Regions from separate parts of the Homo sapiens genome. Here region 1 is linked to region 2. A link is an interaction called in ENCODE POLR2A ChIA-PET data of the cell type or tissue named here. Cell type or tissue: PC-9. All regions are shown on one strand. Links, peaks and the distances in the headings refer to the core of each region. The heading gives the core; the rest is flanking DNA. Region 1 overlaps LOC124902881 (a long non-coding RNA gene). Region 2 has its middle 25 kb from the start of EMP1.

Evidence for each region. ChIA-PET counts read pairs that join two places held together with the same protein. Peaks named below come from ENCODE experiments on the same cell type or tissue, not always from the same donor. Only the 100,000 strongest peaks of a DNase experiment are listed, where the experiment ranks them.
Region 1: POLR2A ChIA-PET joins it to region 2 with 5 read pairs; 2 of 35 experiments call an interaction of 5 or more read pairs at or near these places.

The regions. Positions count from the first base shown.
Region 1 is chr12:12,873,777-12,882,512 of GRCh38, forward strand. LOC124902881 (a long non-coding RNA gene) reads right to left here. Exons shown (of 2, transcript XR_007063214.1): 2 at 5,950-6,091. It also overlaps the pseudogene RPL13AP20. Among named protein-coding and RNA genes, the nearest start is that of GPRC5A, 13 kb to the right of the region's middle. RefSeq lists an enhancer at 7,542-8,173. In PC-9, for the core only: no CTCF peak of the experiment used is centred there; no DNase peak of the experiment used is centred there; H3K27ac peaks cover 1,634 bases.
Region 2 is chr12:13,166,986-13,175,721 of GRCh38, forward strand. No RefSeq gene overlaps it. Among named protein-coding and RNA genes, the nearest start is that of EMP1, 25 kb to the right of the region's middle. RefSeq lists enhancers at 5,473-5,522, 6,728-6,777. In PC-9, for the core only: CTCF peaks have their summits at 4,893 and 7,111; DNase peaks (open chromatin) are centred at 5,126 and 6,716; H3K4me3 peaks cover 314 bases; H3K27ac peaks cover 4,850 bases.

The DNA of each region.
Region 1 (8,736 bases), core at 2,462-7,461, 290 kb before region 2:
CCCATTTCATAGCTGAGGAAATTGAAGCTTACAGTTTTTAAATAACTCCACTGCACTTACATGTCAAACTCAGAATTAAACCCAGTCTTATTCCTAACTGCTTCTCATTTTCAGCACTTCCTACATTGTATTACAGCTTCATCTACTTGCCTTCTCTGCAAATTAGACTATTACCTTTTCTAAAGGCAGGAACAATACTTTTTATTTTAATCAGGACCTAGCACACAACCTGATACATAGTTGATGTTTAATGAATGATTATTAACCAAATGTTAAAAGAATAAAGAGCTGGTGATAAAGCTAACTTCTAGTCCAGGTATGCACTGCCTCCCTGCAAAGGCCAGGCTGGCCTGCTCCCTTTCAGAATGGGATCTCATAGGAGCCTCTTCTCTACTCAAAGTGACACCATCAGACCCCATATATGGGGAACAATGTTACTTCCTGGTTTCCTTTAAAAGCCCTTTGGGAGGAGACAGTGAGCAGGCGTCAGTCTTGGGGAGCCTCTTCAGCCCTGCAGGGTTGGGGCCTCCTTTCTGTCTCTCCTCCATGGCACAGAGCTCCACTTACAATCCACAGAAACCCTTGGAGGCAGTGAGCATCAGCCTCCATCTAAAGTGGTGATGACCAGCCTAGTCTCTGGCTGGAGAAACTTGGAGTTGATTCTGGTTCTCTTGGGCCAGATATTAACCTTATGAAGTCTCAGTTTCCTCCCTATAATGTGGGGATACATATAATGTCCATTTCATCCAGTTGCTATCAAGATTGAATGAGAAAATGCATGCCCAGTCCTCATCACAGCATGAGGTGAATGACAGCTTTGGTTACTGGAATTTGAAGGCCTGAGAGAGGAATGTGAAAGAGGAACTAATAATAACATCAGGCACTGCAGGGCGCTTTGCCAATCACTCTTTTTTTTTTTTTTTGAGTCAGGGTCTCCTTCTGTGGCCCAGTCTGGAATGTTAGTGGTGCAATCTCGACTCACTGCAACCTCCGCCTCCCGGATTCAAGTGATTCTCCTGCCTCAGCCTCCCAAGTAGCTGGGATTACACGTACGCACCACCATGCCCGGCAAATTTTTGTATTTTTAGTAGAGATAGGGTTTCAACATATTGGCCAGGCTGGTCTCAAACTCGTGACCTCAAGTGATCTGCCCGCCTCAGCCTCCCAAAATGCTGGGATTATAGGCGTGAACCATCACACCGGGCCATTCCAATCACTCTTCATTTCCTGCATCTCAAAGCAACGCTGTCAAACAGTTGGAGTTGATTTTCTAGGCCTTTCTGTTTTCCCCCTCCTGCTTGCCATTGCAGGGCCTCCTCTGGTCACTCGTACCAGTGAGAGATCAGGCTCCTTTAGGAAGTACTCACAGCGGAAAATCAGCTTGAAACTGCCTTTGGAAAAGTATGACTGAGACAGTGAAGGAGATCAAACTTAACTGACTCCCTCTTGCTCCTAACCTCCAGACTGTCCTTATTCATTCCTGGGTGTAGGCCGAACTAACTTTGGGAGAAACTTAGTTTATAGTTTAAACAAAGACGGTAACAACCCTTTCTTAAAGCAGACCTCCTTCTTGCCTGGGGACTAGATTGCCTTTGTAGGATGAACATTAACCACAAGATTAGAAATTATGGTTTAGGAGTCATGCAGCTGGAGCTACAAGATTCCAACCCTCCCCTAAACTGCTCCTAAGATCAGTGCTTCTTTCCCAAGCGGCTGCCGAAGATGGCGGAGGTACAGGTCCTGGTGCTTGATGGTCGAGGCCATCTCCTGGGCCACCTGGCGGCCATCGTGGCTAAACAGGTACTGCTGGGCCGGAAGGTGGTGGTTGTATGCTGTGAAGGCATCAACATTTCTGGCAATTTCTACAGAAACAAGTTGAAGTACCTGGCTTTCCTCCGCAAGCGGATGAACAGCAACCCTTCCCGAGGCCCCTACCCCCTCCAGGCCCCCAGCCGCATCTTCTGGCAGACCATGCGAGGTATGCCGCCCCACAAGACCAAGCCAGGCCAGGCCGCTCTGGACTGCCTCAAGGTGTTTGACGGCATCCCACCGCCCTACGACAAGAAAAAGCGGATGGTGGTTCCTGCTGCCCTCAAGGTTGTGCGTCTGAAGCCTGCAAGAAAGTTTGCCTATCTGGGGCGCCTGGCTCACGAGGTTGGCTGGAAGTACCAGGCAGTGACAGCCACCCTGGAGGAGAAGAGGAAAGAGAAAGCCAAGATCCACTACCGGAAGAAGAAACAGTTCATGAGGCTATGGAAACAGGCCGAGAAGAACGTGGAGAAGAAAATTGACAAATACACAGAAGTCCTCAAGACCCACGGACTCCTGGTCTGAGCCCAATAAAGACTGTTAATTCCTCAAAAAAAAAAAAAAAAAAAAAAGATCAGTGGTTGAGATATTCTGCAGACCCTGCACTTGATGGATCAGCTGGCACCACCCAGATCAATAAACTGGCTCATCTGATCTTGTGGCCCCCACCCAGAACTGACTCTGAAAGAAGACGGCTCCGACTTCCTACGATTTCATCTCTAACCAATCAGCACTCCTGGCTCACTGGCTTCCCCTCATCTGCCAAATTATCCTTAAAAATTCTGCTCCCCAAATGCTCAGGGAGGCTGATTTGAGTAAGAATAAAACTCCAGTCTCCTGCACAGCTGGCTCTGTGTGATTTACTCTTTCTCTATTGCAATTTCCCTGTCTTGATGAATTGGTCTGTCTATGTAGCGGGCAAGGTGAACCCCTTGAGTGGTTACAGTAACCGAGAGAGGGGACTTAACTTTTTGTATATGTTTATAAATTAGTTCCATTTGTATGTTCATTCTTTTTTCTAGTGTCTTATCTTTGGGCTTATTTTATAACTTAAGTCTGTAAAGCAGTCACTCTGAACCTGTAGTGAGTTGAAGAAGCCCTTAAAACATCTCTGGGCCGGGTGCGGTGGCTTACGCCTGTAATCCCAGCACTTTGGGAGGCTGAGGCAGGTGGATCACGAGGTCAGGAGATCGAGACCATCCTGGCTAACATGGTGAAACCCCGTCTCTACTAAAAATACAAAAAATTAGCAGGGCGTGGTGGCGGGTGCCTGTAGTCCCACCTACTCGGGAGGCTGAGGCAGGAGAATGGCGTGAACCCAGGAGGCGGAGCTTGTGGTGAGCCGAGATCGTGTCACTGCCCTCCAGCCTGGGCGACAAAGCAACGCTCCGTCTCAAAAAACAAACAAAGAAACAAACAAAATCTCCTCTGAAAAATGTCATTATTACCTTTCCTTAGTTCCAGGAGTCCGGGAGCCTCCTTTGTGCAGAGATCTTTGTATTGCCACATTAGTGCAATGCCCTGCACATAATAGATGCTTAATATATAGCACTGCACTGAACTGAAATGAGTAGTGACACTTGCCAGACAGTCTTGCAAAAGAGGAACAGGTGAATCCTTAACACAATTCAAGGTCTTATAGGAAGAAACTGCCAGTCAACCAAAACTAAACCGAGGCATACATTTCTTTCCTCACCTGGCTTACAATGCTGGAAGGTCTCTGGTTTCCTCTAAAGTGCCCTGGGTTTAGCCCATTAAACCTTATCTGTCTTATAAACCTTGCCATGAATATGCTTATCAGCTTCTTCCTGGGAGCATAAAATGGGTTTGGATAATGACTATAAAGCGCTGGAATAAGGAAGGTGCTCAACAGAAGTTGTTAGTGTAAACAAGAGCAGGTTAGAAGTGAGAAGAAGGTGCTCAGAGGACAGAGGAGATATGGGGAAGGACTTGGAATTAGTGGGGTGGAACTGGGGAGGAGAGCAGGAGGCCTGGCACTGAGAGCATCTCCTTCCCAGCTTGTTCTAGACAAGAGTAGCCTTGCCTGCCAGAAGCCCTGAGATTACAGGTGAGCTGGATCCCGAGAAATGAAGTCCCTGACTAATAGCAAATAAAGACACGGCCATTTGATAGTTCTGTTCTACATCTCGGAATGGGTAGAAATACAATAATAGCACCAAACATGAATTATGGAAAACAAGCTGTGAATGGAGACATTTGCTAAGAGATGCCAGCCCGGCTCAGCGAAGTCAATTCATCAGCTATTTTCACTTGGGAAAGAGAAATTAAGGGCAGAGCCGCAGTCCCTGCCAAACCTAACAGTCTAAAAAGCAGACTGTGTAACTTACCAAGGCCTCAGGGCAACATTAGCTGCAAATGAGCTCAGCAGGGCGGGGGCCTCCGCACAGTTCTCTAGGGGGAGAGATGGCAGGGGCCACAGCCTCTAATGTTAAAGCCACCTGCAGGGCCAGAGGGCCTCTCTGGAGGCAGAGGGATGCAGCAAAGACTACTTGGCTCTGCAGTCAGGGCTGGGCCGGGTGGTGCCGCACCGCTTTCTAATGGTAACTTAACCTCTCCAAGCTTCTTTCCTCATCTATAAAATGAGGCTAATAGCATCTGCTCTGCAGAGTTTCTGTAAAGATTAAAAACAAGACAAAGCAAGCACAAGGGCTTTGGAAACTGTAAAAGCTCTGGATATCAGATGTCATTATCATGAAAGAGAAACAATACTGGTTAAAAACAAAAGTTTCCTTCTGATGACTATTCCATGGTGTATTTTAGTGAAAGGGAAAAAAAATCCTACTGTCTATAGATAAAATATATATATTTTTTCCTGCAGTAAGCAAATAGGCTTCCGATAAAAAGCTGACATAGGGGCCAGGCACAGTGGCTCACACCTGTAACCCCAGCACTTTGGGAGGCTGAGGGGGGAGGATCACTTGAGGTCGGGAGTTCCAGACCAGCCTGGGCAACATGGTGAAACCCCGTCTCTACTAAAAATACAAAAATTAGCCAGGTATGGTGGTGCGCGCCTGTAGTCCCAGCTACTCAGGAGGCTGAGGCAGGAGAATTGCTTGAACCGGGAAGGCAGAGGTTGCAGTGAGCTGAGATCATGCCATTGCACTCCAGCCTGGGGGACAGTGTGAAACTCTGTCTAAACAAACGAACAACAAAAACAAAAACTGACATAGGGAAATGTTTTTCCCCCTGGATGGGCCCTGTCTTCCTCTGCCCTGTGTTGGCCTATCCCTACCAGCCCCTTTGTGTCACCTGGAGAGGCAGCCTTTAACATCAACAGCCAGGTGCACCTTCTAAGGCAAACCTGGCCTATGCTGGCAGGTACACAGGTGAAGGGATACAGGTTCATAGTGCTTCTAACCTTTTTACTCTCTATGGATTCCTTTGAGAACGTGATGAAAGCCATGGGCATGGAAAATGCTCTCTTTTCTTCTCTTTTCTTTCTTGGGGTTGTGCCTAGGCTGGAGTGCAGTGGCATGATCACAGCTCACTGCAGACTTGAGCTCCCAGGCTCAGGTGGTCCTCCCGCCTCAGTCTTGGGAGTAGCTGGAACCACAGGTATGTACCACCACACTTAGCTAATTTTTTTGATTTTTAGTTTTTTTTTTTTTTTTTGAGACGGAGTCTAGCTCTGTTGCCCAGGCTGGAATGCAGTGGTACAATCTTGGCTCACTGCAAGCTCCGCCTCCTGGGTTCACGCCATTCTCCTGCCTCAGCCTCCCTAGTAGCTGGGACTACAGGAGCATGACTCTATGCCCCGCTAATTTTTGTATTTTTAGTAGAGATGGGGGTTCACCATGTTGGCCAGGCTGGTCTCACACTCCTGACCTCATGATCCGCCTGCCTCGGCCTCCCAAAGTGCTGGGATTACAGGCGTGAGCCACCGTGCCCGGCCTAGCTTTTTTTGATTTTTAGTAGAGATGAAGTCTTGCTATGTTGTCCAGACTTGTCTGGATTTCCGGAACTCAAATAATATATTTCTGACCACAAGGGAGAAGGTTCTTAACTTGAGGCCCATCCTTGAGTCCCTCTGTGTGTGTGTGTGTGTGTGTGTGTGGTCCATGGACACTAGGTGTCTTAGTCTGCTGGGGCTGCAATAACAAAATGCCATAGCACAGGTAGTCAAATAACAGAGATTTATTTTCTCACAATTCTCGAGGCTAGAAGTCCATGATCAGGGTGCAGGATGGCTGGGTTCTGGTGAGGGCTCTCTTTCCAGCTCATGGACAATGGCCATCTTTTTGGTGTGTTCACGTGACCTCTTCTTTGCATGAGAAGGACGATATATATATATATGGAGAGAGAGAGAGAGAGAGAGACAGAGACAGAGAGGGAGAGAGAGAGAGAGAGAGAGAGAATGAGGAAGCTCTCTGGTGTCTTCTAAGGGCACTAACCCCTATCATAAGGATCCTACCCTTATCACCTCATCTAAATCTAATTACTTCCTAAAAGCCCTACCTCCTGATACCATCACACTGGGGGTTGAAACTTCAGATGTGAATTTTAGAGGGGCACAATTCAGTCATTGGCACCAGGTTATGAACCCTGCACTACAGAAGATAGGGAGCCTTGGTCTCTGAGCTCAAGTGTAACATTTCTTTCATTTTTTTTTTCCTTTGGGTGAAAGCAGAAAATGCAGGACTAAAAAAATGCAGAATCTGGTGAAACCCCATCTTTACTAAAATACAAAAAAAAAAAAAAAAATTAGCGAGCGTGGCGGCGTGTGCCTGTAGTTCCAGCTACTCGGGAGGCTGAGGCAGGAGAATTGCTAGAATCCGGGAGGCGGAGCTTGCAGTGAGCTGAGATCGCACCACTGCACTCCAGCCTGGGTGATACAGCGAGACTCCGTCTCCAAAGAAAAGAAAAGAAAAGAAATGCAGAATTAGGCCGTGCGCGGTGGCTCATGCCTGTAATCCCAGCACTTTGGGTGGCCGAGGTGGGTGGATCACTGGAGCTCAGGAGTTTGAGACCAGGCTGGGCAACATGATGAAACCCCGACTCTACAAAAAATACAAAAATTAGCTGGGTGTGGTGGCGCAAGCCTGTAGTCCCAGCTACTAGGGAGACTGAGGCGGGAGGATGGCTTGAACCCAGGAGATGGAGGTTGTGGTGAGCTGAGGTTGTGGTGAGCTGAGGTTGTGGTGAGCTGAGGTTGCGCCACTGCACTCGAGCCTGGGTGACAGAGCGAGAGCCTGTCTCAAAAGAGAAAAAGAAAAAGAAAACAAAATGCAGGATGGCAGAGTTTGCTATCTAAAATGTTATCCTTGGGCAGGTACTAAAGTGGGAATTAGGGTGCTATAGCAGCTGGATGCTAGGAACAAGAGTCTAGAGACCTGGGTTCTAGTCCTGCCTCCCCAGTCAACCCGAATTGGGACCTAAGACACATCATTCCGTATCTCTGAACTTCAGTTTTTTCACTGGTCAAGCTTATTCCCATCTAATGCTACTACTTATTGATGCCATATCATGAGCCAGACACTAAGCTATTTCCTCCCTGTTCCCCCACCCCCAATATAATTGCTGATGTGTTTAATATTACTGCAAAGCAAGTCTTATTATACCCATTTTACAGCTAAGGAGGAGGTTAAATAGTTGGCCCCAGGTCATATAACTATTTAAAGAATGAGCTGCAATTGGCATTCAGGCTTAGCCAACTCCAGGCTCAGCCAACTTCCAGGCTCTTGCTATATATGGTTGTATTGACATTATGGTTATGCTGTGAGAATTACACGGGACACCATGTAGAAAATCTTTTGAAAACCATGAAACATTCTCTCTCTCTGCATACAGACACACACACACACGTACTGTTATGATTTTGTGGGAAGACAGCCATACTTCTTTACAATGGAAAATAGAATTCCCATAGGTCTCAATTCAAAAATTCTTTCTCAGGGGATCTAGACGTGCCTTGGTTATGGGAAACCAAGTGGTCATACTTCTGGGGCCCTCATCTTTAGCAAGATGAAGGTGGCTTGGTCTTCTCCCGCTTCCCCGTAAGATCTCTTCTCTCCTCAATACCCACCTTTGTCAGGCCCTATTTACACTGTTCCCTCCCAAGGCCACACCCATCAATTTCTTGAAAAGGCATTTCAGGCAGTCGTGGTTTTGCGTAGTACAAGAGAAATAAGGAAATGACTCGTGGGTGAGTGGAGAGTCCAATGGCACCCTTGTTCTGCCGCCCCCCTGCCGCAGGCCAGGGTGGTTCGGAGTTGCCACTGCAGTGTGTCCCTGATGGTGGGGCTCTGGGGTGTTTCCTTAGCAGCAGCCTAGAGTCTCTCTGCAGGAGTTTCACTCTGGGTTGGGGTCTGTGTTGTCTTTGGAATGAGCCCGTTAAACAGAAGATATCAGGCCAGGCACGGTGGCTCCACTTTGCGAGGTGGAGGAGGAAGGATTCTTTGAGCCCAGGAGTTTGAGACCACCTGGGCAACATTGGGAGACTCCGTCTCTATTAAAAATTTTAAAAAATTGGCCGGGCATGGTGGCTCACACCTGTAATCCCAGTACTTTGGGAGGCTGAGGTAGGTGGGTCACCTGAGGTCAGGAGTTCAAGACCAGCCTGACCAACATGGAGAAACCCCGTCTCTACTAAAAATACAAAACTAGCCTGGCCTGGTGGTGCATGCCTGTAATCCCAGCTACTTGGGAGGCTGAGGCAGGAGAATTGCTTGAACCTGGGATGCAGAGGTTATGGTGAGCTGAGATTGTGCCATTGCACTCCAGCCTGGGCAACAAGAGTGAAACTTCGTCTCAAAAAAATTTTTTTTAAATTAACTGGGTGTGGTGGTGGGTGCCTGTGGTCCCAGCTACTCTGGAGCTTGAGGTGGGAGGATTGCTTGAGTCTGGGAGGTCGAGGCTGCAGTGAGCCATGATCGTACCCTGCACTCCAGCCTGGGCAACAGAGTGAGA
Region 2 (8,736 bases), core at 2,174-7,173:
GGGGCCAGCAATGTTTCTACTAAAACCTATTCCTTGTAACTTCACCAGCTCTTAGAGTTCACCTTTGCACTGCCGGCTCCATTTTCCTGCGTCACTTCAACAAGCCAATTTCCGGTCCTTATTGGGACTGTGGGAGGTGGGGTTTCTTTATCCAGGTGCTCAGTTTGATTACCTAGGAGAGATAGATGTTATTGATGTTAGAGTAATTTCTTTTCCCTGGGAAACGCAGGCTTTCACCTCTGCCTGGTTCCTTAGCCCTTCCTGCACACGCAGGTCAGAGGCTTGGAGATGGCTGTGGCCATGCTCTAGTGAGTGCAGGTGACAAATCCCAACACTGATCCAGTTTGACTCCAGGGTGAAATGGGCAGGGATGACTCACAGGTTGAGGAACCCGCTCCACAAAGGCTCTGTGGAAGGAAATGATGTCTGGGTGGGAAACGGGCTTGCAGCCTTGGGATGAACTAAACCTGGAGAGATTACTGAGGGCCAGGGAGGGGTTTATTTATAGAGGGTGAGGCCTTCTCTTTTTCCCACTAGGCCAGATGAATGGAGAGGTGAGGAAAGAAGCCTGTTGGGAGGCCACATCTATTCCCCAGCTCATCTCTTCAGTCAAAGCCTGGCAGAAGCTGCTCATTTATTTTTCTACCACCAATTCCCTGACCCAGTTCCCTGACCCAGGATAGGATATCAGGTGGTAAATCAATGCTTGCATGTGGTGATTTTTGTTTTGTGGACCCTCAGATGCAGACAGCCAAGCTAAACACATTCCTCAGCCACACTGTTGTTAGTAGGCTGTGTAAGGTCACATTCTGGTTTTATTTTGGTCATTTGCTTTTTTCCTTTCATCCCTTATCTTCACTTCCATTTCCCTTCTGTACCTCCCTTCCCTATTCCACACTCTACCTGTACCCCTGACTCACTCATGGCATTCTAATGACAGAACAAGAACCCCGTGCATGTGCCCCTATGGCTTTGGCAAGAGCTTCTCTGGGCGTATACCAGCCTGTGGGATCGTTGGGCCATAAGGCATAGGAGTACTTCATTTCACTAAATACTCCCTGGTTGCTCTCCAGAATGGCTGCGCTCCAGCAGTGAATGAATGAGCCTGTTTCCTGGAATCTTCTCCAGAACTTGCTATTACCTGGCTTTCTAATCTTTGTATACTGGGTGTGTGTAAAATAGTATATCATTGTTTTTAAATTTGTGTTTTTCTGATTTCTAGGAGGGTTACATATCTCATCTCTTACTTGTTATCTATTCTCTAATTTGTGTATTACATGTTTTGCCATTGTTCTTTGGGGTCTCCAGTCTTTTTCATGTTGATTTGCAGGAGTTTTTGCATATATTAGATATATAATTATCTATGTATGTAGATACTATAATTTTTCGGGTATTGTTCTTATCCAGTTTTGGAAGCGAGATTATACTTAATAGCCTTGTCAACTGATTACTTTTTTAATTTCTATAATGGTTATCTATGCAAACCTTCAATTTCTTCTTCTGCCAGTTTTGGTACTTTATAAATTCACTATAATGTGTCTAGGTGTGGACCATTCTCCCCATCTGTGTTGTACAACATTCCATAAGTCTTCCCAATTGAAGTCTCTCATTTTCTTTAATTCTAAGAAATAATATTTATTTCCTTAAGTATTTTCCCCTTTCATTTTTTTTGGTCTTTTTGGAGAGCATCTGCTGTATGGTTAGTGATTCTTTTACTTCTCTAAATCTAACTTCCACTTTTGCTTCTTTTTTAGAAAGAAATTAAAATTATATGGTATTTATTTATTTACTCTTAATAAAAATAAGTCTCATAGTATTCCCTTGTATGTATTTCACTTCTTCCTGGAGTACTTCTTCTAAGAGAATATTGAAAGAGGTTTTACGTGTGCCTGAGATAACATTAATTTGCCCCCAAATTTAAAGACAGTTTAATTGGAATTAAAATTCTAGGTTGAAGGTTTGTCTTTCAACACTGAAAAAATTATTCTATTACCCCACATCCAATGTTGATAGTAAGGATTCCTGGTTGTCCCCCAACACCTCCCACCCTGTCCCAGGGGATCTGAACCTTCTCTCTGGAAATCAAGAGAATGTGGAGAGGATCTTTGGAGGCTTAGTGATGGTGTGCTGTGTGGATTGCAGGAGTGGCAAAAGGACCAAGAGCTAATAGGGTGGGGTGGGCAGGGCAAGGCACAGGGAAGGAGATGTGCAGGCAGGAGGTGGCTGGCAAGGGCTGATTTTTCCTGCAGAAACCTGGAAGGTTACAAAATTCTCAATTTGGAGGACTCAAAAACTCTAGATTTGATGGTGAACAGGAGTGAGATGTGGGCTGAAACTCCCCACTTCTCTACCCTATCATGGGGGATGGATTGCTCCTCTGTAAAGAAACTGAACAACCTGCTCCTGGTGTGGGAGCTGATGCCACATCCAGGCTCCATTCCCACTGACCCTGTAGTGGAGCCGGGTAGTCTGCATGACCTCCAGTGTACTTTGAGTTCAGCCAGTTTTGCTTGCATCACCAACTGGTAGGCATTTGAAAGAAACTATGAAACACAATTAAGAAAAAGAGAAATGACTCCACAGGAAAACAAGTTAATTCAGGATACATGAGGAACTTGAAAGAAACTCAAATTTGTATATTCAGAGACATTTATGAAGATATCACATCAATTAAAAGAAAAGAATGCTATAAAAACAATAATTAAAAAGTTGGAGGATAAAATAGAGGAAAAGTAAAATAAAAAGACAGAGATTAAAAAAAAAATAAAAAAGAAAAGGACAAAAAAGGTAACACATAGACTAATCCAGGGAACCAACATCTAACTGATAGAAGCTCCAAAAAGAGATGAAGACAAACAGATGAGGGAAGGAATTACAGAAAAACATCACAAGAGAATTCCCCAGAGTTGAAGGACACAAAATTTAAGGAAGACATATTCACCTTGTGCTCACTACAATAAAGAAGAGTTGGCAAATGAAACAGCATAAAATTCAGGACACTAATACTGAAAAGAGAGTTCTTAAATGTTTTCTGAGAGAGAGAAATGGAGAAAAAATAATGCCAACCTACAAATAAATGAGCTCCAAAGTTTTCTAACAGCAGCACAGTTTGCTAGAAAACAGTTTTTAACTGCTTTAAATTATGAAGGAAAATGGTTTTCAACTAGAATCTTTATTTTTTTCTTCTTCTTATTAGATGAATATGCTTGTGTATCAACTAGAATTATATACTCCTCAAGAATATCTATGAAACTTGAAGGCAGAGGAAAAGACATTTTGAGACAGATAAGAAGTCAGAAGGCTTAACTTTACACACCTTTTTTTTGGAAGTCATTTGAAAACACACTCCTGCAAAATGAGAAAGTAGAACAAGCCAGAGGAAGACATAAAATTCCAGAAGCAGTGTATTCAACCTGGAATCATAGTGAAGAGTAACACACAATGACAGTTTTGCTGCAGGTCTGGAGAGACCAGTGACACCAGTATAGATTTTACAGCCTTTCAGGAAACACTAATTTGTGTCTTCAAATGTTTTTTGATGACATGTAAGCACAGAGACGTTAAATCAGTTGGCCAAGATCACTCAATGGTAAGCAGTAAGTTAGCGATCCGACTCAGCCTGTCAGGCTTTGGAGGCTGAGCTCTTACCTCTTACTATACAGTGCTTCTCCTGGTAACCTGCCTTAATGTTATTAACGGTTTCCATTAGGAAAATGAAAATAGTGATATGTTCCATGTATGCTAAACCCTCATTTATTATAGTCAGAATGCAAAAAAACGCTATGTAAAATTGCTAAATTAAGAAATAGCTTTATAGAAATCAAGAAACAGTTTTTAGAGAAATAAAAGTAATCACCAGGAGAGAAAACTCAAAGAGAATGCAAGGTGATTAGGTAGAGGGAGTGGGCAGGGGGAAGCGGAGAGGGAAGAGGAAGGGAAGAGACTGTTGCTTTGCATTTTAAATCCCCTGCACCTTAAAAAAATTAAATTATGTGCATGAATTACTTTGCAAAACTGTACATTTGTGTATCTTTTAAAAGGGTAAATAGGGCTTGTTTGGAAGATAAGCCAAAAGGGGAATGATAGTAATGTTCAAAGGGTGAGATGAGTTGGAAGTTCATGGCCTGATAGGGAGTGGTGTGATCTAGTGGCTGGACTCTAGGGAGGTTGTTTTGGCAGTGGGTGGGTGGGGGGAAGAGGGGGAGCGGCTGGAGGTGACTCTGGAAAAGTGGGCTAAGGCAAGGCTGTGGAAAGCATTGAATGCCATGCTAAGAAGTTTGGAATTTCCTCTGTTGACCATGGGGAACTATGAAAAAAAGTTTTGAGCAACATGATTCCATCTGTGTTTCAGAGGAATCATCCTTATGGCAAAATGTGGTAGGATTTGGAGTGTGGGAATGGCAGGAAGCGGGAAGGCCAGATCAGAGATGGTTACAAGCTTAAGGGACTCTTTAGGGTCCGAATTAAGGCTTTCAACCTCTGTAGAAAACTGAAGTTCCATAATTGCAACTTGAATCAAAACTCTTCTACCACTTTCCTCGCCCTCCTGTGGACTGGGGTGTCCTCTGCCCAGGAAGACACTGATGGGGCGGTAGGGTGGTGGTGGGTGGGCCACAGGGAACTGCCCACCCCTCCTCATTCAGGGGCCACTAGAACCTCCTGTCTGGTCCAAATCTCACTTCAGATTTTTAGAATCTTACTACAAACAATTTTTTGGCCACATTTCAAGACATGTCTTAGTTTTTAGCACAGGATTTTTACCAATCTCTCCCTAGCCCCCTCCACACCCTTTAATGATTCCCTTGGTTTTTATAAGTAGGTTTCCAGTTTTTTCCTCCTGCCTGCCAGCTCATCTAAGAAGTAGGATTTTTTTTCTCCTTTTTTATTATTGGTATTTAAAAAATAATAAAATGGAAAAAATGAATGTTTTTGCACTTCTGGCCTCTTGCTTTCGAGGTTCACACCCACTGGCGCCCTCCCTCTGAGGCTCACTAACATTCCACACTGCTGGGCGTGTGTCTGTGTGACTAGGATTCCTTGGCTGTTGTCTCCTGTCATCATAATTTCTCCCTTACCTCCTCACCTACTTGCATTCCTCCCTTTCTCCCACCCTCTGGTTGCCAGGCAACACAGCTGAGGGGCAGGAGGAGCTGGCAGGCAGTGCCCCCATGGAAATACTGGCTGCCTGTCTTCCTCTCCCAGCAGCTTGGCTGGGAGTTGGGCAATTGCTGAAGGTCAAAGGCAGCCATCCATAGTTGTGTCATTCCCTCCACTAGGTATAAACCTGACACAATCAGGGAAATACTTGAAGGTAGGGAATGGGGTAAAGTAAGGCAGTTAGTTTTCCCTTCACACCCAAGAGGCTGGCGTGACTCCTGCCTTCCGGCAGAAGAGGGTAAAGGTGGAGATGAATTGGCCTTTCTGCGTTTCAGAAATGTGAATTTCATTTCCTTCCACACCTCTCTGTCCAGTGGCTGGGCTTGAGAATTAGAGTCGACCCGGCAAAATGACAAATTCACTTGTTAGCAGAGGTTGAATTTTTTGAGTTGGGGCCCATTTCTCTAGTACCAAACATGATCTGGGGACTCGCAGCATGGACAGCCTCTGGGAGCTTGTTAGGAATGCAGACCTCAGTCCCATCCCAGACCACCGAAACAGAAGCTGTAGTTTTTCAGAATGACTGGGTAATTTGCATGCATGCTGATCAAATACTGTCGATTCGGTCTTGTGTTCTTGAGACTTCTTCCTTTCTCCTGCTCAGTGGGGCGTCATGGAGTCCTATGTTGGGGTCTTTCATGGGTTTACGGAGAGATGAGTGAGCAAATGCAGAGACTGTCTCAGCCTGACACAAACCCCTTCCCCTTTCTCCATCTATCCTTACCCTACACAGGTATGAGACAAGGCATGTCCAGATATGTTACCTCCCTTATCCTCACACACTCCTGTGTCTATTTTTAAACAACGAATCCCAATTTTATTGATGAAGAAATGACCTAGGTTGTTGAAACTTACAGAGCTTCAATGGACTCGCCCTGGTGATTACTGAACAGCTTGCTTTCACCTTCCTTTGGTATGTGTCCTAGGCTAGAAATTCTGTCCTTTTAAACACGTAGCTCCAAAGAGTCATTATTGAAAAAAAGCAATCAGAAACAGAATGTTGGGTTTGGTTTGAGTCATAAATTCCACCATGTAGGGATGAAATTAAGGACTTTTTCCTGAGCCTCTGCAAATGATTCCAGTAGTTCAGAGGCCCTTTTGAACAAGAGGTTACATGGATTGGGTTTCAAAGAAAAGAATGTCGAAAGACATCTTCCAGCTGAGAATGGGCTCCAGATGTGAGCATTGCTCTTCCAGATGTGTGGACGAATGGAGCGGGACTGAGATGCCTCACATGTCTGCAACATGAAATGGAAAATCCTCTCTCAGCCACAGGGGAAAGTAGGACAGGGGGAAGACAAATGGAATCCAAGTTAAACTCTTCAAGGTGGGGCCAGACTAACTCTAAGAAATCATTCCCAGGTGGGCTGATATTTTACGTATGCAGTATGTGTAGAGGCCACACCTCAAACTGTGCTGCTGAGCAGAAACTCAGAAGGTATTGTGTCTGCAGGAACTCACTCTTCTCAGACCTGCATAAATCTGATTCAGCCCCTTAGAGGAGCCTCACTGAGAACTGTTGAGACTACAGGCAGATCAAGCAGGACAGGCGGCGAGACTTACTCAGCGGAGCTGAGAACAGAGCCCAGAATGCGGAAGGGGAAGGAGCCAGGAGTCACACAGTCCTTTCTTTCTTCAGCTTCTGAATCAGCAACTCATTCTCTCGGGGATCGCTGGGTTTGTTTCTTTACAATGGCTAGAAGGTCCCATGTTTCTCAGATGAGTAAATTTGAAACCACAGAAAACTGAGGCCTTGTGGCCAAGTCCTCTTGGTTTGTCACATCTCTGAAAATCTGAGCCATTGTCAAACTCCTGGCTGCAGGGAATTAAACCCTTTATTTCCCTCTGCCAGCATCTTCACCTTCTCCAGGAAGATCTGCCAAAGGACTGCTCCAGGTGCAGGTCCACCCACCTCCCCACTTTCCCAAACCTTCCTCCTTTTCCATTTAGAGACTGTCCCTGAGTCCCAATTTCCATGTCACTCTGGAAGTGTGAAAGTGATCTTTATTCCCCATACCTTCTCTATTTTTAAGCAACACAGTTAACTCACTCTGTACTGGTTCAGCTGGTGAGGATCCATATTTTTATTTTCCCCTAAGAGTTCCCAGCCTCTAAACAATACATTCTGACAAAACAGGTTAATTTAAGTTGCTAATTATTTACATTATTAAAACATTATTACATTTGCACATGTAATAATGTCTACATACTGATTACACACACACACACACACACACACAAACCTAAACTGGCATAATCCCTGGTTAATATGCTAATAATAAAATTGATGATTACTAAGTTGAAAAAGTTAATTAGCTGTCTTCTGTTTTTGTATGTGGGGCCTAATCCTCCCTGTGATCTTGGGCCCAACACATTTCTCAAAGGCCACACCAGTCAGAAGGTAGATTTTCCAGTTGGAAGGTATTGAGAGCATTGCAGGGGTAAACCCAGTACCAGTCCACCCTGGGAGGACATATGTCATTATACTGAGAATCAAGTATCAGGAAGTATAGTATCATCATCATCATCATCATCAATCAATGACTAACTGTGAGTTTATTTCCTTTTGTTTTTATTTTTTAATTTTAATTTTATTTTTTTCTGAGACGGGGTCTCAGTCTGTTGCCCAGGCTGGAGTGCAGTGGCGTGATGTTGATTTACTGCAACCTCTGCCTCCTGGGTTCAAGCAATTATCCTGCCTCAGCCTCCCGAGTAGCTGGGACTACAGGCGTGCACCACCATGGCAGACTAATTTTTTATATTTTTAGTACAGACAGGATTTCACCACATTGGCCAGGCTGGTCTTGAACTCCAACTCCTGACCTCAAGTGATCTGCCCGCCTCAGCCTCCCAAAGTGCTGGAATTACAGGCATGAGCCACCGCACCCAGCCCATTTCCTTTTGTTTTTAATCAATTTAGAACTGAATTCTCAAGCTGCTGTTTGTTTTGATTCTAGGCATATTTTGATATTCCAGTTAGTACCCAATTCAGTTTATATATGTATAAAATTACACACCCTGCATCAAAAACATCTTTACATATTTTTATACTTAAACCCAGTTCAAATTGATTTAAGGCTTAGGAAAATAAGTTAGGTTTAGTTCAGTATGTGGTTTAGAAAATGTGTACACTTTATTCTGGCTTCCAACTAAAACTGTGGTGTGTTTCTTGCCTCTGAATTGGACAGATTTCTATGTTTGGCCTGTATTGTGGCAATGGTGTATTATTTTGTTCTTGTCAGTTGCATTCATCATTATTTTAAAAAGATTCCAGAAAGCCTGGTGTTACAGTTAGCCCACCTTGACCCTAAATGCTGCACTACTGCATTTTGACCAAGCATTGGGATCATAAAAATTATCCACCTTCTGTTTCTAGGCTTTCCCCACAGCTTGCAGCCCAGAGTCAGGAGAAATGGCGTTTTACTTCATGTGCTTCCCTAGAGTGAGCAGGGCTATCCAGACTGAAGGGAAATGGCATTTCTCCTTCTGCAACTCAGGACCCTACTGGATTAATTCTTGCCTAAGAGGGCATCTCAGCCATGTGTTCTCCAGCTCATTAATCCTCAGCAGTGACTAACG